Regions from separate parts of the Homo sapiens genome. Here all the other regions are linked to region 3. Evidence: chromatin loops called from intact Hi-C (ENCODE). Cell type or tissue: endothelial cell of umbilical vein. All regions are shown on one strand.

Region 1 (8,000 bases), 410 kb after region 3:
CATCTCCCCTGCCCTTGGACACCATGTGCTCAGCTTTCTGGATGCAGGAAGTAAGCCATCTCTGAGTACCTGCTGCGTCTCTGGCACTACCAATTAGGGTTCTGTGTGCTTGTGCTGTGATGGAAGAGGGATGTAGAAGCTACGGGTAGGGCCTGTGTCAGTGGCTGTTCAGTCACCTTCTGTTGATTCCTGATGCCTGAGCAACAGTCCCTTGTTGGCGCATCTAGAGGTCTAGGAGTCCTTCATGAGTTTGCTTTAACTCCAAACCCTTCCTTCTTATCCTTTTCCTGGGCTGTACAGAGACTCGTTACCATTTTATCCTCTACAGTCCTTTCTGTTTACTTAGTTCTACAACTGCCTCATCTCACTGTGTTCTTGTAGTATAACTGTGGGGCTCTTCCCCTTTTAGTTAAGAAAGAAGCAAGACCTGGAGAGAATAACATGCTCAATTATGGAGCCAGGACTTTACATAGGTCTGTCTAAGGCCAAAATGGATGCTTTTAACCATAGTCCCCAAAGATTATTTCTCTTTCAAGAAGACTGCCTCTTATGTATGGCAAGGGGGAGAGAGTAATAGTATCTATTCCTTCTTCAGGGAGGAACATGGTGGAGAGACAGAACGTTATTATTTTTGTTTGTTTGTTTGGTTGGTTGGAAGGAATTCAAATATGTGTTTGTTCCAGAGAGTGGCCTGAGAACAGAGGCCTGCTGTCAACTAGAATACTGAGTGAGGAAGTCTGGAAAGACCTAATAATCCTTATCTTGGGCAGTTAGACATAAATTACAGGAACTGTAGGTTCTGCAATTCTCAACTTATGGATGGCTTGTTTTGCTTGTTGGTGGGCAGGGGAGAGTGCATTGAGTTGCAAAGTGAGTGGTAGAGTTAAAGTGTATTAATTTTAAGTCCATTCACATGTTGTCTAACTAGTGTCTATAAGATTAGCTGGAAGAACCCTAAGAAATCTAGTGTTTAAGTTTAAGGAGTGTCAACAAAATGGTCTTCAAGGAAAAGACACCAGACGAACCCAGGACTGTGCTCAGCTAGGACTCAGTTGTTCGTGCCTAGAGGGGTTAGGAGGCATCTTTTACTTCAGTTTCTATTTGCCTGAGTTTTAATTTTTTTCACTGAAATAAGTAGAAGGACAGGTTGGGGCTTCAGGAGTAGGATGACAGCTATATTTTTATGAGGTTTTGTTGAAATTAGCGTCTACATTTCAATAGCTCTACGTTCCCACCTGCTTGATGGCGGCACTAAAGGGAGCCCCTCAAAACCTCCTCTGCTATTCCAGGCATTCCAAGGTGGCCTTGCAGGACAGCAAGGAAGAAATTTGCTCCTGGACTATGATTTCAACCTCGCCTGCTGTCCATTGCCTGTCATGAAGAAGGCATCGTGATGAGGTATTGCTTTCACACCCTCTGAGAGAATAGGACTGCCACATACTACCATAAGCTTGATGGCTTAAAACAACAGAAATGCATTCTCTCATGGTTCTGGAAGTGAGAAGTCCTAAATCAAGGTGTCTGCAGGGCCACACTCCCTCTGAGGGCTCTAGGGGAGAATCTTTCCTTGCCCCCTCCAGCTTCTGATGGCTCCTGGTGTTTCTTGCTTGTGGTAGCATCACTCCAATCTCTGTCTTCATCTTCAGCATTGCTCTAATCTCTGTCTCCATCTTCCTATGGCCTTCTTCCTTCCTGTGTCTAGAATCTCTTTCTCCTTTCTCTTGTAAGGACACCAGTCATTGGATTTAGGGTGCAACTGAAATCCAGGATGATCTCATTCTAAGATCCTTAACTATATCTGTGAAGACCTACAAAAGACCTATTTTCATATGGTCACATTCATGTGTACTGGAGGTTAGCAATTGGATATATCTTTAAAAATTATTTATTTTTAATGTTTGTGTGTACATAGTATGTGTGTGTATATATATATATATATATATATATGGTATATGAGATATTTTGATACAGGTATGCAATGTGTAACAATCACATCCGAGTAAATAGGGTATCCATTGCCTCAAGCATTTGTCCTTTCTTTGTGTTACAGACAATCCAATTATACTTAGTTATTTTCAAATGTACAGTAAAATATTGTTGACTGTAGTTAGCCTGTGGTACTATCAAATACTAGATCTTATTCGTTCTATCTAATTATATTTTTATACCCATTAACCATCCCCACTCCTTACCCCAGCTACCCTTGCCAGTCTCTGGTAACCATCATTCTACTCTCTATCTCTATGAGATCAATTTAAAAAAAATTTTTAGCTCTCACAAATAAGTGAGAACATTCGAAGTTTGTCTTTCTACGCCTGGCTTATTTCATTTAACATAATGACCTCCAGTTCCATCTATGTTGTTATGAGTGATAGGATCTCATTTTTTTATGACTGAATAGTACTCCATTGGGTATATGCACCGCATTTTCTTTATTCATTTGTCTATTGATCAGCACTTACATTGCTTTGGATATATCTTTTGAGAAGACACCATTCATCCCATTGTAGGGACAAAGGCAACTGGAGAAAAGAGAAAGAAGAGAATAAATAAGGGTACGGAAGGAGTGGGGGCACTTGTGTCCTACTCCCTTTCTAGAGTATGGCAGAGCCAATTCTCAACCCTAGTAAGGGAGTAGGTTAAGTCAGAAGCCTAAGGACTTGCGAATCCAGCATGAACAGAGCAACTTCAGGGCTTAAGTGGAAAAGGTGACTGCGACCATGATCCTAGTATTATTGAGGCGGCCTGTGACCTTGGGGTGGCTACCAAATAGTACCCAAAGTTGTAGTGGAGAGATCCATGACCCCTATTCTCTCAGAGGATCTGAAAGCCATGGAGCAATATCTCATCAAGGTGCCTTCTGTGGTACAGGCAGTGGACAGCAGATGAGGTTGAAATCAAAGTCCAGGAGCAGATTTCCTCCTTGCTGTCCTGCAAAGCCACCCTGGAATGCCTGGAATAGCAGAGGAGGCTCTGAGGGGCTCCCTTCAGCACTGCCATCAAGCAGGTGGGAACTTAGAGCTATTGAAATTGAGACACTATTTTTAATAAAACCATATCCGTTCTCCTACACTGCAGAAGCCTGGGAGGATCTGCTTATAAAGGTACAAGAAAGATTAAAAGCACGTCCACATCATGTGTGCAGAAGCATGCGCTGAGTTGCTGCTGGTTGTGAGCTTGAAGCTCACAAAAATGAGGTTCCAATTTTGCCTCATTTGGAAAATCAGGAGGAAACAGCCTCTGAAGCCTGTGGTTAGAGTTGGGCTAAACATAATTGTCAGGAGCCCGGGAGAATGTGGATGGTGGTGGAATTTGAGGGATTGATTGGAGGAAGAGATAAAAAAATATTAAAAAGGAAAAAAAAAGAAAAATAGAAAATAATTTTAGAAATAACAATATTCCATGGTCTTTTCTAATGTGCTACTGAGCAAAAATTCCTGCTAACCAATACGCTAATGAATTGCCTGGGACATAGGGAGCACATTGCGAAGGTAACACTAGGGTCTGTGTTCCTTGGGCTGGTACCAACCAGGAAAAAATGAAGAAAGAGCCGCAGTGTCTGGCTAACCAGCTTGGTCTATGGGGGTCTTTCCTCAAGGGGAGTCTTTCCTCAAGGGCTGCCATGAATGGCCGAAGACTGAGGGAAAACCTTTCTGAACTGGGGACACATTCCCCCATAGGTGCTCAGTACTCTCCCTGAAGGCTGGCCTCCTCCAACCCCACCCTGTCTGCAACCTTGGGTGTATTCTTTATTCTTTTTTTCAAGCGGGAAAGAGACACAGAAACAATTGGCTTGTTAAGTTGAAAAAACAGGAAACACTGGTGTGGTGGGGTTCTCTCTCTCTCTGTCTTTCTCTCTCTCTTTTTTTAATGCTTTCACTTTTTAGAAGAGATAAGCAAAAGATCTGTGGGCCCAAAGAGAGGGTGCTAGTGGGGTTCAGAAAAATGCTTCCCCTTGGGGAGGAATGAAATTGGCTTGGTCCCTTCTCAACGACCTCCTGTCCATACCCGAGGCAAAAAAGTCAGCACACACCCATGGCTGATGTGGGGAGCCACAGGGCCCCTGTAGAGAGATTCTGGCTCAGGGTTACTGTCTCTGCTGCCCTCCTGTGGCAGCTGGGAATTCAGGAATTGCTTTTTAAATGATGGAGGATATTGTTAGGTTCAAGAAAATGTTTCTGGGAATAAATGAGCCCATTTACCGCAGGCCCTGCAGGGGCAGCAGAGAGCAGGCCGCAGGCAGGGCAGCCTGGGCAGCTCTGCGCCATGGCATCCCCTATTGCTCCTCCAGATGGTGGGAGCCTGGGCGCTCTTCAAAGAAAACAATGAAGAGCACAGAATAGGGGTCACTATAGCGGACTAGGGAAGTTTGGATAGACCCGTGACCACTCTGTCCAAACTTTGTAGCTCCCTCTGCTGTTTTCTGGAAGCTCTGAGAAGGCGGTGCCTACAGTTCACAACTCCAAAAGCACCCAACACATTGTTATCACAATAATTTATAGCCAGGATGCCTCTTCCACCTGAGAGTGAGCTGCCTGAGCCCTCAGGTTTATGTCTCCAGCCCCGAACACAATTCCAGGCACAAAGGAAGTTCTCAATAAATACTTGTGAAATGAAAAAATTGGCAGCCCATTTTAGGTTCTACAATATCTCTCCATCATTCATGATCAGAAGTTCTTTCAAATATCCAGAGTATGACATGGGTAAGTAGGATGGAAGGAATAAAAATGACCAACCCAGATAGGCTGAGAAAAAGTAGAGTCAGACCTGAGTATTTTAGTGCCCTTTCATAGCAAGGGAGCTGGGCAGAGGTTATCACATTCTGGCTCTTAATGTACTACCAAGCAAAGAAGACTTTAGTGGGGTAAATGGGGAGAGGTTACAGTAATAATAATTCATGTAATTGGTAAAATTCTTCCCATTTTACATAGGAAGCACATGATACATCCTTGCGATAAAGGGTCAGCCACAAAGCCACCAATCCCATCTTTCCTTATGGAGAGGAGCCCAAGATGCTGTCATGGTGAATGGAATGATATTGACCCATTATAGATTTTACCATATGAAGAGAGATCACAGGCAAAGATAATGAAAGACTCTTTTGCAAGAAGCCACAAGGCATCTGTTGGGTTCAATTCTCAGGTCACTCTATGCAGACTGACAGTCATGCTGAGGAGAGAATGGGAGTAGGCTGCTTAAAATGTTCTGTGTGTCCAGGATAACCTTTGCTTGGCGTCCTATCTTTGCCACATTATCCATTTAAAATTTTTATTTTATTATCAATATTTCTCCTATGAAAACACGTTTTTTGGTTCTTCATTATGCATAAAAAGATGTGGCTCTTAGGTTTTTTTTGTTTTTGTTTTTGTTTTTTTTTTTTTGAGACAGAGACTCACTCTGTCGCCCAGGCTGGAGTGCAGTGGCACCATCTCGGCTCACTGCAACCTCCACCTCCGGAGTTCAAGCAATTCTCCTTCCTCAGCCTCCCGAGTAGCTGGGATTACAGGCGTGTGCCACCACACCCAGCTAATTTTTGTAGTTTTAGTAGAAACGGGGTTTCACCATGTTGGCCAGGCTGGTCTCGATCTCCTGACCTTGTGATCCGCCCACCTCAGCCTCCCAAAGTGCTGGGATTGGCTCTAAGTTTGAAACTTTTCTTATTTCCCTTTCTTTCTCTGAAAAGATCCTACTGACACAGAAATATTCTCTGTCACACTTGTCATTTGTGGCTTCCCCCACCCCCTTGGCACATATCTGCCTCATTAGCTTCACATTTCTTTTGAGGACTCAGCTTGAGATGATCTTTTCCTTCCTCGCCTAGCACCAGTTCATTTTTCCCTGATGACTATTATTATTTGTTTAACCTAGAGTCATATTTTTGGGCACATTTTGCAAGGATGATGCTATAATGTATAAAAACATGTAATGCCATATTCAAAAGTCACAGATAAATAACTCTTTAGGTGATGGGTGAAACTGGAGATGCTTTTGACTTAATGTTCTCAGAGTAGAAAAATAAATGGGAATGTCATACCATGCATTTTTATTAAGCAAATGATGAAAGCAAAATGAAACATAATGTCCTTAATAGTATTTCCAACAACGCTGAAAAGCAGAAACTTGGGCATTTCCCAAGCTATTGATGTATCTTGCCTTTAGGCTCTGTTCATTAGTCATTTGTAATGCCTATTTATATAGATCTTTTATTTTATTTTGATTTGCAATTTAACAACCAGAGCCAGTGAAGATTCTGTTCTCTAGAACACCAGCTGGGTTTCCTTTCCACTAAAAGGGCATAGTGTTCTGGGAGATCAGGCATCTAGCATGAAAATGTTCTTTCTTTGTGGAAACTGTCTAAATTTGAAAGTAAATTTTTTAAAGTAGCAATTTGTTGTAGCAGGGACAATGGCTCATCATCACTTACTGAAGATTAGGAGTAGGAGAAATGTGAGGTGTTATTTTCTGAAGAGACTGGAAGAAGATAAACCTTCCCAAAGGTGCTCTGTCCCTTTCATGTTCAAGGAAAGAAGGCAATTTTGTTTAGTGGGTAAGAACCATAAAGAATCATAATGGTGGCTGGGCATGGTGGCTGACATCTGTAATCCCAGCACTTTGGGAGGCCGAGGTGGGTGGATCACCTGAAGTCGGGAGTTGGAGACCAGCTTGGCCAACATGGTGAAACCCTGTCTCTACTGAAAATACAAAAAATACACAAATGAGCTGGGCATGGTGATGCATGCCTGTAGTAGCTACTCGGGAGGTTGAGGCAGGAGAATGGCGTGAACCTGGGAGGCAGAGCTTGCAGTGAGCCGAGATCGTGCCACTGCACTCCAGCCTGGGCAACAGAGCGAGACTCTGTCTCAAAAAAAAGAATCATAATGGTGCCACTCTCAAGTCCTAGGTATGTCCCACACTGCCTCTGCGGGACTTTTTTAGCAATTATTTCTCACTTTCTGCTTCTCAATGAGGAAACGGAGAAGTGAAGAGACTGAGAACTACTTCTCTCTATAATTGGTAGGGCTGTCCTCTTCAGTGACAAGTCAACACTGACAATATTTTATGTGTGGCACAGAATTATGGAACCAGAGAATGAAATAATTAATATATAGCTCAAAGGCAGAATAACCCTTCAGTCATTCCAGGCAAAAACAACTGCATCTTACATTCAAAGACTGAGAAAAAATAAACTCCATAGTGGGGTGCCTGGGGAAGAAGAAATAACATTTTCAAATATATAGACAGAGAATTGCCTTTTTAGGGTGGAAGTTACCGGTAATTTAAGTTCCTGTAGAAAATAACCTACAATCTTTCGAAGCTGAATGTCTTCTTTAAAGGGGTCGTTTAAGCTCTGTAAATGGAAGACTAGTAGTTATCTATGATTCTTAGGAGGAAACCTTGACATTTCCATCTGTTGCCATCCAGATTCTGCTGTTTGCTCATGTAAATTGAGTATTTTTTATCTGGGCTATGTTGTAAAGGTGACTTTTAGAAGTTGTCTCCTCCTTCCATTAGCTTATTTTACTTATTGTCTCCCACATGGGACTATGAATGGTTGAACAGTCTACACTGTTTTTTTGGTTTTGTTTTTTGAGCAGCTCAAAAAATTAAGTTGTGGACTAAAAATAAAGAAAGCTATTCCACGAATGGTTGAATGTAGGGGCTGGGATTGAGCCATTTCCTATAAGGGAGTGAATACCCTGGGGGTTCCCGAGGCTTCCTTTTACGTCTTTTCTTGTTTTTCTGGAGAGTTAAGAGAGAAAACTATGTCCAGGCTTGAAGAATATTAGTGGGGAAGATTTGGTTCTGGGCTCAAGGTATGGTGATGCTAGAAGCTGGTATGACCAACCACCAGAGTAAAAAATATTGACTCGGAAGTGCACAGAGTCTGGGTAATACTGGAAGTATGTGGTGTGTGTGTGTGTATCTGTGTGTTTTTGGAGGGGAGAACTATGGGTCAAAATCAGCAGGCATTAATAGGGATTTGGGATACTGGCATTTCC
Region 2 (8,000 bases), 260 kb after region 3:
TAAGGAAATAAGTATGTTAGATGCAGTAGACGATACAGGTTGCATGTGGACACTCAGTCACATTAACAACTTGGGAAAAAAATGGCAATGTTACGGTGAATTCTCAGGTGAACTTTTTTCAGTTATAAAACATCTATTTTGAATCTGTAAATATTTTAAATGTTTTATTAAGGCATGTAATAAACTATTCTTTGAAACTTGTTGGGTAGAATGAAAATTAAAGCCATAATGGTAGAAGATGGCATACTGATTATAAAAGAAGCAGAAAAACATTGATTTTTTTATATCTTTCATAATATAATTTTCTAACAATGCAATAAAACCACTAAACTTTTGTGTCCATATTTTACTGAGACCATGTTTCATTAAAAGCATAGTTTCATAGTATTTAATTTACATTTCTCCCTAATGTTCTTACCCAAATGTACCTGAACTAAAAAATGTTAGATGTTGGTGATAAGTTGACAGTTAAATAAAATTCTCTAAAATTGCTTCTAATTGAATAGAATTGTACATTCCATTTTCATTTTCTCACTTCATGTGGATTTACTCAGTTTAGTCTTTTGATCGGTAATTAGTATATCTGAATTTGTAGGAGAGAATCTTTCCTTAGTTGATGATAATCATGCCTCAAAAAAAAAAAAATTCCAGCATTCAGGTGTTTTAGGAAGCACAGATTTTAGCTTTGCTTCTGATTTTACTTAATGTTAGTTTGGATAGAGAAGTATAGGGACTCTTAAGGGGTATTATCTCTATCAGTCATTAAGTTTTAAAAACTTATCTGCCGAGTCAGCTCTTTGTATCCTATTCAATTTCCAACCAGGCCCTTCTGACCAAGCTTTGGGCAGCTGCTCAGCGGTATTGGCCATCCAGGGCAAAGTCTTCTGGTCTAATCATAGTGATTCTCAGCTGGGGATGATTTTGCTTGCCTAGGGGACACTTGGCAGTTCCCAGAGACACAAATCTCGGGGGCAGGGTATAGGATATGGCTTCTAGGGGCAGAGGCCAGGACAGCCCTCACAACAATTACCCACCCAGGGTATCGATCTGGCTGACATTGAGAAACCCTGACTAGACCAACGATGGAATCAAGATGACTTGTAAGAAAGTGCTCAGTTGTGTGAGATAGTGTGGTGGCTGCAAGAGTTCAAAGGAGACAGGGTGAGAAACGTGGGATTTCACCAAGCTTTGAAAGATTGTAGTCTGAATCGGGAGAAGATGGTCTCTGGGGAGAGGAGGCCACTTGGCACAAATAAGCCTGGCGTGTTAAAGGAACAGAAGGAGGTTGTCACAGTGAGAGGGAGAAGGAGGAAGGCCCCCACTTGAGTGTTCACCAGTGGGTGTCCCAGCATCTTGCCCTACCCAGATTGACTTAAGTTATCGAAGGTCTGAGGTTAGACTGTAAGGGCTTTAAGAGCAACAGAAGTATAGGTAGTAGGTATTGAGGGTTTAGAGGAAGGCCAAAAATAGCACCCTTTCCCTGGCCAGAGTTTTGAACCATTTGAGAAATAAAAAGTAGGTGAAGTCCATATCGCTGATGGAACCCAGCTTGGAACCATGGCTTTCTAGCTGTTTAGCCCAGTGAACCTGCTAAAAGTGCATTCTGGAATTAGGCAGACTTAATCCATCCACCGGTCACCTTGGACGACCCCAAAAGGGGCAGAGCTCTTAGAGGAGCAGAAAAATGTAAACAGGGAGCAAATTCCACAAGTAAGGGGTGGGCCGAGCCAAGTAGACTTAATGACGCTAAAAATTTACTCATTAGAATCAGGGACTACTACATCAGGGCCAGGACAAAGTACAAAGTGGAAGTACAAAGGCCAGAGGGTGTTTCTTGCCCTGGAGATTTAAACTAGGGAAGTCTTAGGGAAGAGTGTTCCCCTTTCATGCTCCCCAGTTTAAGTTCTCTTGAAACATTGGCCCATTGCTCAACCAGGGCTGTGACTGATGGCCTGGAGGAGGAGAGCATCTGTTCCAGAGGGCAGACCTCCTCTCACCTTTGAGGCCACTTCCCAACACCAGCCTTTGCAGGTGTGACTGGCTTGGGCTGTCAGTGAACATTTGGTCTCAGAAGGCTCTGGATCCAGCAGTGTACTAGTAAGTAAATGAATTCAAAGGCTACTCTGTACCAAAGACTGAACATTTTTCTCATCCCTAATTCTCTCCTACCTCATCGTCCCGTGTAGCATGTAGCATATCAGATGTTCTGCATTGAGATTAGATCCCAACATAACATTCCCATAAGAAAATGCATGAAAGTCCAGGAATAAAATGCTAGCAACATAATGATATCCAAATTTGAATGGAAGTTTAACTTTTATTATTCAACTTTTAGAGAAAAAAATTCAAAGATTAAGTCCCTTTGGATTAAAAAAAATCTAAAGGCATTAAAGTCTAAAGGAACTAAAGCAAATCAAATTATTTTGTCCACCTGAGTTCGAAGTACAAAACTTTAAGAAAAATAAATCCCAAGACTATCCTGCCAGATTTCTCATTCAGATCAGCCTTGGCCAGAGGAGTTTTTGATGCCTAGGTCCAGTTGAGATTCTTTCAAGAGGCTGTAGCTGGAGTTGTCTTTAAGAGAGTGGTTGTTCCTACCGTGCTCCAGAAGGAACTAGGTTTGAGGCTGAGTCTCTGATGTGCTCACTTTAGAGTCAGAAGAGTTAACCACAAAATTATCATAGCCTTGGCCCCACAACCACCCTTGTTTCGAAACAAGCTAATTCCCAGGTACTAAAGCAGTCATCCCATACAACACTGCTCCCACAGCTCAGTACCTAGTGCTGCCAGAGACCATAGTAGAACCTCAATAGTATCTGGAAAAAAAAAAAATCTTGGTTTCAGTTCCCCAAAGATGCCCCAGTGTTCTGTAACTCACAACTCGTGATCCTAATTTCTATTGGAAGGACGCTCAAAAAGGGCTTAATTTTGGCCGTATACACTGATCATTCCTGGGGGAAAGACCACCATTGCATGACACCTTAATTTACATTTCCCCTTCCAACAAGCTGTTTCTGGTACCTGGACTGTTGAGTGAGGGCTCCCTCTAGGGGCTCTGAGCCAACATCCCTGTATACAGGCGTTTTCAGGCCTGAGCCAGAATGCATGTTTAGGCCTAAGAAAGTTGCCTCCTAGGGATGGAGGAGGCGTCTTAAATCTATCTTTACGGCCCGGCAGGGTGGCTCACGCCTGTAATCCCAGCACTTTGGGAGGCTGAGGTGGGCGGATCACGAGGTCAGGAGATTGAGACCATCCTGGCTAACACGATGAAACCCCATCTCTACTAAAAATACAAAAAATTAGCCGGGCGTGGTGGCAGGTGCCTGTAGTCCCAGCTACTCAGGAGACTGAGGCAGGAGAATGGCGTGAACCCAGGAGGCGGAGCTTGCAGTGAGCCGAGATAGCGCCACTGCTATCCAGCCTGGGCGACAGAGTGAGACTCCGTCTCAAAAAAAAAAAAAAAATCTATCTTTACATAGATTTAAGCAGTCCAGAATCAACTACAGATGAACCACATGGATCCAAGGTCCCTTCATGGTTCCCTCCTTGTGCCTGAATGCAGAATGGAATTTGGGGTGGCTGATACAGCAAGGGCCACAGTGGCCTGGCGCTACCAGTTAGAAGCTAGAACCTTACAAGCACTCTGTAGTACGTTGGAACCCAGCTGCCTTGAAAATCGGTGAAAATCAGTACCTATTATTTTTCCCAGCTACACCTAAAAGGCCTGTGAAGTCTGCTTTTCCCCTGGAAACTGCAGCAGTGGCATCTTGAGGCCACCTGCCCTGCCAAGCACCTGTGGGCGCTGGGCCTTTCCCTGTGAAACTGCTATGTTGCTGTTGATGGAGAGGGGCCCACCGGCGGCTGCTGCCCACATTTAATTTATTCCATGTTGCACCCACTTTCTAGGGCCTCTTGCAGTCCGTGAGAGGTGTGGAGGGAATTTCTGCCAGTTGGGTTTAAGATCATGGGTAGTACATTCCAGAAAGTGGGTGTTGACTGACAGGCATCAGGGGGAAGCTAATGTAAGGATTTTCCCCATTGACTTTCCTTGCCTCAGTTACCACTGAGTACCTTCCACAGCCTTTGGGTGCACCAGGTACCGTGTTCTAAGAATATAATTTTTCTTGGACAGCTGCTGTCTTGGCTGGGGATTGGCTTGATTTCAAAACAGGTGGTGCAAATGCTGTGATAATCTTGTGAGTGTCTCATTAATGCTGAGCCACTTAGACTCTTGGCATTGAGCCAGTTAAACTCCTGAGTCCCTGAAGGAATTGCACTATGAGAGGCGCTCCATATCTCTTCTGAAGTCCTTGCGCCTTTCACTTAAGATGCCCCTCCCCACCAGCCTCTCCAAAGGCCTAAGGAGACCAGTTAGGGCTCCACAGAAAGTCATTCTCTGAGGAAAAACACCACAAGCCACAACGATCCTCTAGATTCAATATGCTCACAGCCTGCTTTAAAACCTCTTACCCAGACCAACGTCACTCCTGTAAAAACCCACTTGGCCTAATACAAACCTCCACATACAATCGAAGGTAAAATGTCACGGCCTCTACTGCACCCCGTGGTTCACAAGACTCCCAATCACATGCGTCTCTTACTACCCAAACTCTGCTCTTCTGGTTTTGATTTTTCAATGTCTGTATACAATGCCGCCCTGCCAAATGTTGGGTTTCCAAAGGAACATTGCATATTCCTTTCCTGAGCTATGAAGAATTTGAGAGAGAAAATAAAGGAATGGTAGATGGGAAACCAAAACAAAACCTCAGTTGCTGATAATGGAGTAGCTTAGCGTGAGAGCCTAGTGCAAACTCCAGAATGAGTCAAGTTGACCTTATCAGGTTGTTTCTTGTTAGAGGGAAGTAACTTTTCCACCCTTGGTTTCCATGAAGGGAGATTTTCCTCTGGGCAGCATAGCACCACCTATACTCCGCTAATCAGCATGGTGGTGTGGAGGCGTAGAGTGCTAGTGGTGCTATTTGGAGACGGGCACATCCCAAGAGGAAGAATGGCCATGCAGGGCAGAGGACAACCAGTTATTTTCAGATTTATCAATCAGCCAGCGCACTCCATCTCTGCAGGGATGAGGGGAGCAAAGAGGTTGAGGGAAGATCATGTTCCAAGGTCAGAGTGTAGAAGGTGAAGGGAAGAATGTGGAAAGGAATTACGTGGAGGCAGAGTCTGGGGGCTTTGAGAAGCTTGCAAGAAGAGAAAGAGAAAGATACCCCAGAAGAGGAGCAGACTCCCATGAAAGCCACGAACTTGCCCTCTCATCTGCACACTCCACTACTAGCGGGAACATAGGTTCAGGTTTAAAAGCCAAGCCTGACCTTGTGTTTAACTGCAAACACTTCTTTTTCCTCTTCCTCATCTTATTCTTAAAGTATAAATGCAAAGATCATGGAAAATATTTAAAAATTGAGCACATTACCTTTTCATTTTAAAACAGCCATCCTTTAAAACAGACACCATTTTCATTCTGCACTCTTAGTTTATACTTAATCACTGTCCCGAAAGTCAGCTGTTTTCTAAACAGTTAATTTCCTTCTTTCAGGAGACCGGACCTAAATAATTTTCCAGATACCATCTTGATATGCAGGTTTCCCATGTGATGTGAATCTCTTGGCAGGAGATCCTGTTAACAATACCCAGCACGCTATATGAAAATATCCACTATAACTTAAGCTTTCTAAAGTAATACCTATTTGGTCCACCTCAGAAACTGACAGTAGTTCTGTTTTGAGCTATTAATTTCAGAGAATCTTCCTTTGTGAAATAAGCATGCTTATGTTTTCCTTGCTTTGATTTAAATGATAGCCTTAACTGCTGGGCACAGGACTACTATTAAAACCTTAAGAATAAGATTTTCTGAAGAAGGAACTCGTTTTTTAAGCACTGTGTTTTCATCTCATTTGAGCGTTTACTCTGGGCTTTAGAAGACCTCATCTATTATGCTCAACATCTGATATTTGAGGGGTTCTGTTTCAGGGTTCTGTGGAAAATCTGATGTGCCAAGAAGTGTTCCATACCATTCTGAGAACTCTGGATACCTGCTCAGACAGCTCTGTTTCAGCTAAACAGTAACATCTGGGAGGGAAGCTTAATGTGGAATCAAGGATGAAGTTTAACACAGGAATGAGAAGTAGAGCACATAGCTGCTAAGATAAGGTAGGAGAATTTGGCTAGTAAAAGCACTTAATGGCCTGAACTTGTGTTTACTAGGGCCTGGGAGAGCAGACAGCTGCCAGCATACTTAAAATAGGTTGAGTATGAAGTATGCACTTAAGGACTAAAAGAATTGCAGAAATTTAAGCAATGACTCAGTTACAAATCCAAGCCCCTTCAGAAAGTACAGGAACTATGGGGAGGAATAGAAAGAACATAAACCTGCAGTGAGACAGACCTAGTTTTCTTTTTTTTTTTTTTTGAGATGGAGTCTCACTTTTTTGCCCAGGCTGGAGTGCAGTGGCGCGATCAGAGCTCACAGCAACCTCTGCCTCCTGGGTTCAAGCCATTCTTCTGCCTCAGCCTCCCAAGTAGCTAGGATTATAGGTGTGCACCACCACACCTGGCTAATTTTTCTATTTTTGGTAGAGACGGGGTTTCACGTGTTGGCCAGGCTGGTCTTGAACTCCTGACCTCAAGTGATCCGCCCGCCTCGGCCTCCCAAAGTGCTGGGATTGCAGGCGTGAGCCACTGCTCCCGGCCTAGACCTAGTTTTGAAGCCTGGTTTTGATGCTTAGCCACAGTATAGCCAAAGGAAAATTACTTAATGTCTCTCAGATAGAATTTCCTTATATGTATGTCTTTCATGTTGGGACTTCTGGTCCTCGATAGCAAAGTAAGACTGACTCAAACTTCTACTCACACCTCGTGAAAATTCAAATCAATTCACCGCATTGAATGCCTTCTTTAATTTGCTCTGTTGCCCAGGCTGGAGTCTCAGCTCATTGCAACCTTTGCCTGCCAGGTTCAAGTGATTCTCCTGCCTCAGCTTCCCAAGTAACTGGGACTACAGGTGCGTGCCACCACACTTGGCTAATATTTGTTTTTGTTGTTGTTGTTGTTTTTGTTTTTTTTTTTTGAGATGGAGTCTTGCTCTGTTGCCCAGGCTAGAATGCAGTGGCATGATCTCAGCTCACTGCAACCTCCACCTTCCAGGTTCAAGCAATTCTCCTGTCTCAGCCTCCCAAGTAGCTGGGACTACAGGTGCTCGCCACCACACCTGGCTAATTTTTGTATTTTTTAGTAGAGATGGGGTTTCACCGTGTTGGCCAGGCCAGTCTTGAACTCCTGACCTCAGGTGATCCACCCACCTCAGCCTCCCAAAGTGCTGAGATTACAGGCATGAGCCACTGTGTCCAGCCTAATTTTTGTATTTTTAGTAGAGATGGGGTTTCACTATGTTTGCCAGGCTGGTCTTGAACTCCTGACCTCATGATCTGCCTGCCTTGGCCTCCCAAAGTGTTGGAATTACAGGCAAGAGCCACCGTGCCTGGCCGGTTACAGTTTTCTAAGAAATGGCAATGGAAGGCCTCACTGAGAAGATGTAAGAACTGAAGGAGGTGAAGTGAGTTTTAGTGGTTACACATTGCAAATTATTTTTGGCTAAGTTGTAAGTAAAAAATAGAGGAAATAACCAATCTTGTATGGTTGTAGTAAGAATCAAATGAAACAATGTATGGAAGAGTGTCTACCAGAAGGCCCCATGACACAGCTAGCACGCAATAAGCTTTCATCGTCTTGTATAGAATGGTACCATCCAATTCAGTACCCACTAGCCACATGCCACGTGTCACAACCCCCTTCTTTTCTTAGTACCTTTTTGTCAGAGGTCCCCTCTCTGTTCCTCCAACTTGCCAAAATTCACCTCCATCTCCTTTGCAGCATTTGAGAAGGAACTGGCCAAGAAGTGTTTTTGGAATTCTTAGCTGACCACCCACCTCCAGCCTACAGAGGTGGTTGAAAAGACTAAGAAGAGTTTTTTGGAGAAGATAGAG
Region 3 (8,000 bases):
AACTAAATGATCCGTGGAGTAAGGACTGCTTTATATGGTGTTCTTAGAGAAAGAGCAGGCACAGATGATAAAATGTGGCCAGGAAAAATCATTGGCACATCTATGTGAGTTCCAGCTTGAAATGAACTTCTCGAGGTTCATGGCCCCGTAAGTGTTTGCTGCCCACCAGCTCTGGAAAATGAGTGGAAGGATTCCCACCCAGCTTGGAAAACAGAAAGTCCGCTTACCTGATGATGCTCTGGGGGAAATTAAGGAATGTTGGTGTCATTTCATAGTGACCACAGCATTGAGTATTGCTCCTTCAGATTCATTTTGCTCTAGGCTGATCAACATTTCACTTCCGTGATGAGCAGTGCTGGCCTAAGATTTTACTTAAGTTTCATTGATAATAAAGCTGATGGTGAGAATGATAATGATGGCAAGAAATATAGTAAAGCCTGCCCCACAGTAACGAGAATCTGGCCAGGTGGTGATTGGCAATAGACTCCTATCCTCTGCTAAGGCCCTGTTCTTTCTTCATTAATCTTGCAATAACTTGACCCTGAGTTTTAAAGTAATAAATATTTTGGACTTCACATATTGTATGTTAGGGTTTTATCATATATCAACAATGATTATGATGACGTCCCCCTTTCCTGAGTATTCACTCTGCACATTGTGCTGAGTGCTTTATGCGTGTTATCTCAGTCTTCACGACCATCCTGATGAAAGTCCTCCAATGGCTTTGAACTGTACTTAAAATAAAAACCAAACTCTAAACCAGTTCCTCTAAGGAGTGGCATGATCTAGCTCCTGCCTACTTCATGTCCTGCGTCTTTTCCACTTGCTCTGCCCCAGCCACACTACCTTCTTTTTGTTCTTGTGACATGCCACACTCATTCTCTCTGCTGGACTTTTTCACCAGCTTTTCCTTCTGCCTGGACCTCTCTTCTCCCAGACCTTAGTGTGGTTGATGCCTCCTTCAGGTCCCAGATTAAATCTCGTCTCCCCAGAGAGGGTTTCCTTGACAACTCTGTCTTCAGGAACTTCCTCAATATTCCTTTTACATCACCCTATTTTATTTTTATCCTAAAAGCTAATACTCCCTAAACATTTTCACATTAATTAATTTTAAAAACTCTCTATCTCTGCCAATTTGGATGTAATCTTCCTGAGAATTTGGACCAAATATGTTTTTTAATTATGTTCCCAGTTCTCAGAACAGTGCTTGGCACATGTTAAGTGTTCAATAAATGAATGAACCTCAGTTTTTGGATGAAGAAGCTAAAGAACAGAGAGGTTAAGCTATGTCTTAGGTCGTATATCTCCTAAATGGTTTATGCAGGATTTAACTGTAAATCTAATGCTCATTTTCTTTTTCTTTTTTTTTTTTTTTTTTTTTTGAGACAGAGTCTTGTTCTGTCTCCCAGGCTGAAGTGCAGCGGCGCGATCTCCGCTCACTGCAAGCTCCGCCTCCGGGGTTCAAACGATTCTCTTGCCTCAGCCTCCTGAGTAGCTGGGACCACAGGCTCCCACCACCACGACCGGCTAATTTTTTGTATTTTTAGTAGAGACGGGGTTTCACTGAGTTAGCCAGGATGGTCTCGATCTCCTGACCTCGTGATCCGCCCACCTCGGCCTCCCAAAGTGCTGGGATTACAGGTGTGAGCCACCGCGCCCGGTCGTGCTCATTTTCTTAATGATCATGCTATACAACACTATGAGATTTCTGTACATCACACCTGGAATCACATAAAGATTATAGCTTAAAACTACACTTAGCTTCCCAAAGAGGAAATTACGATTGTATTTTAATCTACTCACTAAGTGAGTAAGAGCTTCTTCGTTGAACCACTGTGCATTAGATAGGGACCATATTTCTCAAAAGCTCCAAAGTGTATGTCTCTGCACTCAAGAGAGAGCAGAGCTGGAAAAACATTTCACTTGTGTTCTCATAACTCTGATCAAGATAGATGCTTTTATTTTTTTTCAGCATTTTAACTATGAAAGGTGAAGCTTTAATAGGCACACAATTTAGGCTGTTGTATATATTCTGGATTAAAAAGTTTAAATGTAACCATAAGAAAAAGCAAATAATAAATGCTATCACCTTTTGTTGTGTTTTCCTGCAAGTGTTTATTTTAAAATATATAATCTGTTTGACAAAAACACAAGTTTACAGATTGCATTACATTTTCGCACTGTTTTGAATTATGTGTAAGCAATAAATATAATTTCTGAGTTATTCCAAATTCCCTTTCATAAGCTCTCCTTAAGTTATTTTACACACTGCAAAGTTTAATTTAACCACGCTAGTTTTGTTTAATAGGTTAAAAGGAATTAAATTGGTCTTAAATTACGCTGTGAATAATAAAAATGCTAATAGGAAATATATTCCATAACACTAGTGCTGTATTTCTTAAAGCTATTGAAGCCTGGTTATCATTACAGTCAGTCTTAACCTACAGATGCCCAATCTATAAAATGAGTGTTGGTGACACAGGAAAGTGTGTGTGCATGTGTGTGTGTTGAAGAAAGCAGAGAGAGTCTACCATTTGGGCGCTGCTTTCTCTGATGATGATATTAATTTTTCTTTGTTCTCCAGTTCAGAAATCTTGGGGTGTGACTGTACCTGTGAGTTAGCTTCCTTGTTTTGCACTAAAGAGTGCTAACAAGATACTGGCCAGGCGTGGTGGTTCATGCCTGTAATCCCAGCACTTTGGGAGGCCGAGGTAGGTAGATCACTAGGTCAGGAGTTCAAGACCAGCCTGGCCAACATGGTGAAACCCCGTCTCTACTAAAAATACAAAAATTAGCCAGATGTGGTGGTGCATGCCTGTAGTCCCAGCTACCTGGGAGGCTGAGGCAGGAGAATCACTTGTACCCAGGAGGGAGAGGTTGCAGTGAGCCGAGATCGCACCACTATACTCCAGCCTGGTGACAGAGCGAGACTCCGTCTCAAAAAAAAAAAAAAAAAAAAAAAAAAAAAAAAAGACACTGGTCCTGGGGTTGTCTGGCATGGATCTCCCAGACATAACCCTCATCTCTGAATCAAGAAACTGGGAGAAGACTGCTCACACCACCTGCAGAAAGAAGGATAATCTGAGAGCCCAAGATGGGCCTTACATTTGTCTTTTTCCATAAAAATACTGTTATATATTAGTGTTTGATAAAGTAAAAATAATGATGTTATTATTATCTATCTCACATACATTATGGGTTAATACGTATTTGTGCCCTTGTGAACTGGCCCAGAAAAAATGAGAAAAAGATTTCTCGTTCCAAACAACCAAAATATAAACTGCCTTTGGGAAGGTAACCCTTTCCTAAGTTAGGGGCTGCTTATAATCACATACTTGACACCATTAAGCTTGTGGCTGGTGATGTTTGTGGCCTTATTATTTCTTTACTTTGTCTGCCAGATTGGATTTAGAAACATGAATGAAGCATTAACCTCACAAGGAAACTGTACTGAAATAAACAGCATAAATCTCTAGGCTGAGTTTGGCCTTTTGCCTTCTGTCTTTATATAGGATTTCCAAACAAGATGTGTCTAAGCTGTTCAAGAGTGAAAGCAAGAAAAAAGAGGAAGGAAGGAAGGAAGAAAGGGAGGAAGGGAGGGAAGCAGGAAGGAGGGAAGGATGAGAGGGAGGGAGGAAGGGAAGAGAGGGAGGGAGGAAGGGAAAAAAGGAGAAAGGAAGGGAGTAAGGAGAATAAGAAAGAAGGAGGAAAGACAGGAAGGAGGGAGAGAAGGCAGGAGGGAAGGAAAAAAGAAAGAATTGATATAACCTAATAATTTTGATACTATTCGACCCATTTCCTTGCCTTTATTTTCACCATTATTGAATCAGTGATGACAGCAGTAGATGCAGTAATGTGAAATGTTAACTCATCCATTCATTTATTCATTCTGCAGTATTTTTTACAGAACTTTGCTGTTTAGTATTTCTGTATTGCTAAGTAGCCTGCAGAGGGTGCACTTTCCTTATTTTTATGTCTTTCCATCCACTTATGACCAAAAGAGGACACAATGTTTTATAAGATTAAAAGAGATTATTCAATGAAAGAAGTGAGGAAGGCACAACTTCTCTTTTCTTTCTTCTACCAAATGTTACAAAATGAAATACGTAAAAGGCGTAGGGAATGCAATCTCTATTAGCTTCTTTGTTTTGTTTTGTTGTTTTTTTTTTGAGACAGAGGCTCACTCTGTCGCCCAGGCTGGAGTGCAGTGGTGCAATCTCAGCTCACTGCAAGCTCCGCCTCCTGGGTTCACGCCATTCTCCTGCCTCAGCCTCCCGAGTAGCTGGGACTACAGGCACCCCTACCATGCCCGGCTAATTTTTTGTATTTTTAGTAGAGACAGGGTTTCACTGTGTTAGCCAGGATGGTCTTGATCTCCTGACCTCGTGATCCGCCTGCCTTGGCCTCCCAAAGTGCTGGGATTACAGGTGTGAGCCACCGCGCCCGGCAGCTTCTTTGTTAATAGAAAAATCAATTTTAGTGACTTTTTTTGCATGGAGCCAGGATCATCAAGCCTGTGGCCTTCCTCACTTTTTTTTTTTTTAAAATTGCTGCATCCCCGGGACTTCGTTTTTTTTCTTGCTCTTTGTGTATGTGTGTTCTTATTTTTCCTCTCTATACTGCATTGGTCAATAGAAATATAATGCAAGCCATATATGTAATTTAAAATTGCTTAATAGTCACATTAAAAAACTAAAAAGGAGGTAAAATTCATTTTAAAATATTTTATTTACTCCAACTTACCAATTTTATCATTTCAACATTTTGTCAATATAAACATTTTATTGAATATTTTACTTTTTTTGGTACCAAATCTTTGAAATCTGCTGTGAATTTTGCATTTACAGCACCTCTCCTCTTGAACTGGTCACATTTTAAGCTGTGAATAGCCACATGGTACCAGTGGCAACTGTACTGGACAACACATCTATATACATTCCTTTTTCATTCACAATTTCTCCATCCCTAACCAAACCAGCAGAAAACAGTGTATTACCAAATGGTGCTGTTTACTCAGAAAATCTTTATGACTAATTATCCACCAATTTGAATCATGCAGGAAACATGAGATGGCCTGTGTTCCCTCTAAGAGACTGTCGTTTACAGTTTTGAGATTTTAAAAAATAGAATGTTTTTAGCCAGTTGATTTTTAAGTCACTCTAGTTCCCTCCATCACAAAATGAGGTATAGCTCTTAATAAAAGTCCTTCAATTTTATTTTCCTGAGTGTACATTTTCTTTTCTTTTTTTCTTTTTTATTTTTTCAATACAGCCCCTTGCTCTGTCACGCAGGCTGGAATGCAGTGGTGGAATCATGGCTCACTACAGCCCTGACCTCCTGGGCCCAGGTAATTGTCCCACCTCAGCCCCTCAAGTAACTGGGACCACAGGCGTGCACCACCACATCCAGCTAAGTTTTTCTTTCTTTTTTTTTCATAGAGATGGAGTCTCGCTATTTTGCCCAGGTTGGTCTTGAACACCTGGCTTCAAGCAGTCCTCCTGCTTTTGGCTTCTTGAAGTGCTTGGATTACAGGTATGAACTACTGCACCTGGCCTGTCCATTCTCAAATACATGATAGTAACTCCCATCTGCTGAGTGCTTCCTATGTACCAGGTACTATGTATTAATTGTTTATACATATAATTCCATTTAATATTCACAAAAGTCCTTTTGAGTTGGATACTGTTGTTATCACCTTTGTTTTAAAGATGAAGAAACTGAGCATGGGGAGGGCTAGGGGAGTTGTCTAACATAATCCAGCTAGAATACTGCAGAGCTGGGATTGCAAGCTGGGCCTGCATGACTCCAAATCCTGCCTTCTGTAATTTTATGCATGGTGTCTCCCAAGTGGGGAGTATATTAAATGCAAATTTAAGATGTTGGTAAAGGGTAGAATTCTAGAAGTGGTAGAAATCCTAGAGTTCTTATAATCAGCTCTCTTTGTTTTTATAAGAAAAATCTGAGGCAGAGCGAGGCTGAGTGGTTTCTCTGTTGAACATCCAGGACTGGAATCCAGGATTCTGAGTCCAAGCCCAGTGCTCTTTCCCCTGATGAGAAACCTTTCCAGATTTAAACCATTAACAACCCTCTCTAAAGAGGAGGCAAGAGGTTTCAATTTCTTCTCAGGGAAAAAAAGAACTGACATCAAAAGGTCTGTGCGGGGTCATTTGTCTCATCATGACTTTGATTTGGCCTTGATCTTTATTTAGTATTTCAGTTTTATGCTCTGCAACAAGTTTGGCCATGTTGGAGGACAATCCAAAGGTCAGCAAGTTGGCTACTGGCGATTGGATGCTCACTCTGAAGCCAAAGTCTATTACTGTGCCCGTGGAAATCCCCAGCTCCCCTCTGGGTGAGTATTCCGTCCACTTTCTGGAAGTCTCAGGTTCTGAAGGCTTTTTACACACTGCACCATGGGAGCCTAAGGCTGGTTGGGCAGCACCTCATTCTGCAGGGATCTGGGTCAGAGCAGGACAATGGCTCTACGACGTGCTGGGTGTTCTTCTATCTCCTTCAGTCAATGTGCTAGGATTGTGATTTCACTTTCTCACCAGGCAGGGGCTGCAGTTTACAGGAGAAAGACTATTCCTGAGTTTGTTCGACTGTGCTGTTTTTTTACTCCTCTTAACTGATTACAAATCTCTCCAACGTCTCTGACTCAGGCTCACTATGACTTTTTTGTTTTTGTTTTTGAGAAGGAGTCTCTCTCTGTCACCCAGGCTGGAGTGCAGTGGCACGATCTCAGCTCACTGCCACCTCCACCTCCTGGGTTCAAGCGATTCTCCTGCTTCAGCCTCCTGAGTAGCTGGGATTACAGGCATGTACCACTATGCCCAGCTAAGTTTTGTATTTTTAGTAGAGATGGGGTTTCACCATGTTGGCCAGGCTAGACTCAAACTCCTGACTTCAAGTGATCCGCCCGCCTCGTCCTCCCAAAGTGCTGGGATTACAGGCGTAAGCCCCTGCACCCAGCTGACTATCATAAGACTTCTATTTCCAAATAATAGCTCATATAATAACTTGTGTAAATATCTACAGATAGGCTTCCCTTATTATGGATGCACAATCCATTTTTCATACTGAATAATCTGTTAAGAGTATCTCTACAACTATTATTTCTCAGCTAATACTGAATTTTTTACCAAGAGCAATAATATTGTTAAAGACTAGAAATAACCCCTCCATAGCTCATTTAATAAGGTAATTCTCTTTATTTATGAAAAAGAAAGACCTAGGTTTTTTTGTTTGTTTGTTTGTTTGTTTTTGTTTTGAGATGGAGTCTCGCTCTGTCACCCAGGCTGGAGTGCAGTGGCGTGATCTCGGCTCACTGCAAGCTCCGCCTCCTGGGTTCACGCCATTCCCCTGCCTCAGCCTCCCGAGTAGCTGGGACTGCCGGCACCCGCCACCACGCCGGGCTAATTTTTTGTATTTTTTTTTTTTAGTAGAGATGGGGCTTCACCGTGTTGGCCAGGATGGTCTCAATCTCCTCCTGACCTTGCGATCCACCCGCCTCGGCCTCCCAAAGTGCTGGGATTACAGGCGTGAGCCACCGCGCCCGGCCGAGAAGGACCTAGGTTTAAGTTCCATCTCTGCCACTTAGCAGGCAGTAACCCTGGTCATATCAAGTAACTTGTATGAATCTCAATTTCCTTACCACTAAGATGAGAATGATGATAATTACCCTCCTTCTAGGATTACTGTGGGGAGCAAATGACTTATATGTGAAAGTGCTTTGTAAACTGTAAACTGTTTAAAGGTTAGTTTATGTCACATTGTCATGTATCTGTGAATATCATTTTTGTAAGTTTATATGTTATGCTTTAGGCTTGGACCAATCTAGGTCATAGTAATTACTCTAGGGCAATGGTTCTCAACTGGGGGCAATTTTTCCCCCAGGGGATATTTGGCAATGGCTGGAGATATTTTGGGGTGTCACAACCAGGGATATGGTACAAGAATCTAGTAGCTAGAGGCCAGAGGCTAGCCTAAACATCCCACAA

Evidence for each region. Hi-C counts contacts between places; a loop is a spot of excess contacts. Peaks named below come from ENCODE experiments on the same cell type or tissue, not always from the same donor. Only the 100,000 strongest peaks of a DNase experiment are listed, where the experiment ranks them.
Region 1: it touches region 3 in a loop (5-fold over the local background); 5 of 110 quality-filtered maps call a loop at or near these places.
Region 2: a loop joins it to region 3, with 18 times the contacts of the local background. A loop is called at or near these places in 24 of 110 quality-filtered maps.

The regions. Positions count from the first base shown.
Region 1 is chr21:29,495,766-29,503,765 of GRCh38, forward strand. It overlaps BACH1-IT3 (BACH1 intronic transcript 3), which reads left to right and starts at 282. Exons shown (of 2, transcript NR_146594.1): 1 at 282-473; 2 at 4,408-4,621. LOC105372770 (a long non-coding RNA gene) reads right to left here and starts at 156. Exons shown (of 4, transcript XR_007067840.1): 1 at 70-156. In endothelial cell of umbilical vein, a CTCF peak has its summit at 4,178; no DNase peak of the experiment used is centred here.
Region 2 is chr21:29,345,646-29,353,645 of GRCh38, forward strand. It overlaps BACH1 (BTB domain and CNC homolog 1), which reads left to right. Exons shown (of 5, transcript NM_001186.4): 5 at 1-503. Among named protein-coding and RNA genes, the nearest start is that of BACH1-IT2, 23 kb to the right of the region's middle. In endothelial cell of umbilical vein, a CTCF peak has its summit at 3,044 (motif pointing left); a DNase peak (open chromatin) is centred at 3,026.
Region 3 is chr21:29,086,230-29,094,229 of GRCh38, forward strand. It overlaps a transcript of MAP3K7CL not described here. Among named protein-coding and RNA genes, the nearest start is that of CCT8, 17 kb to the left of the region's middle. In endothelial cell of umbilical vein, a CTCF peak has its summit at 3,954 (motif pointing right); DNase peaks (open chromatin) are centred at 3,982 and 5,012; H3K27ac peaks cover 1,864 bases.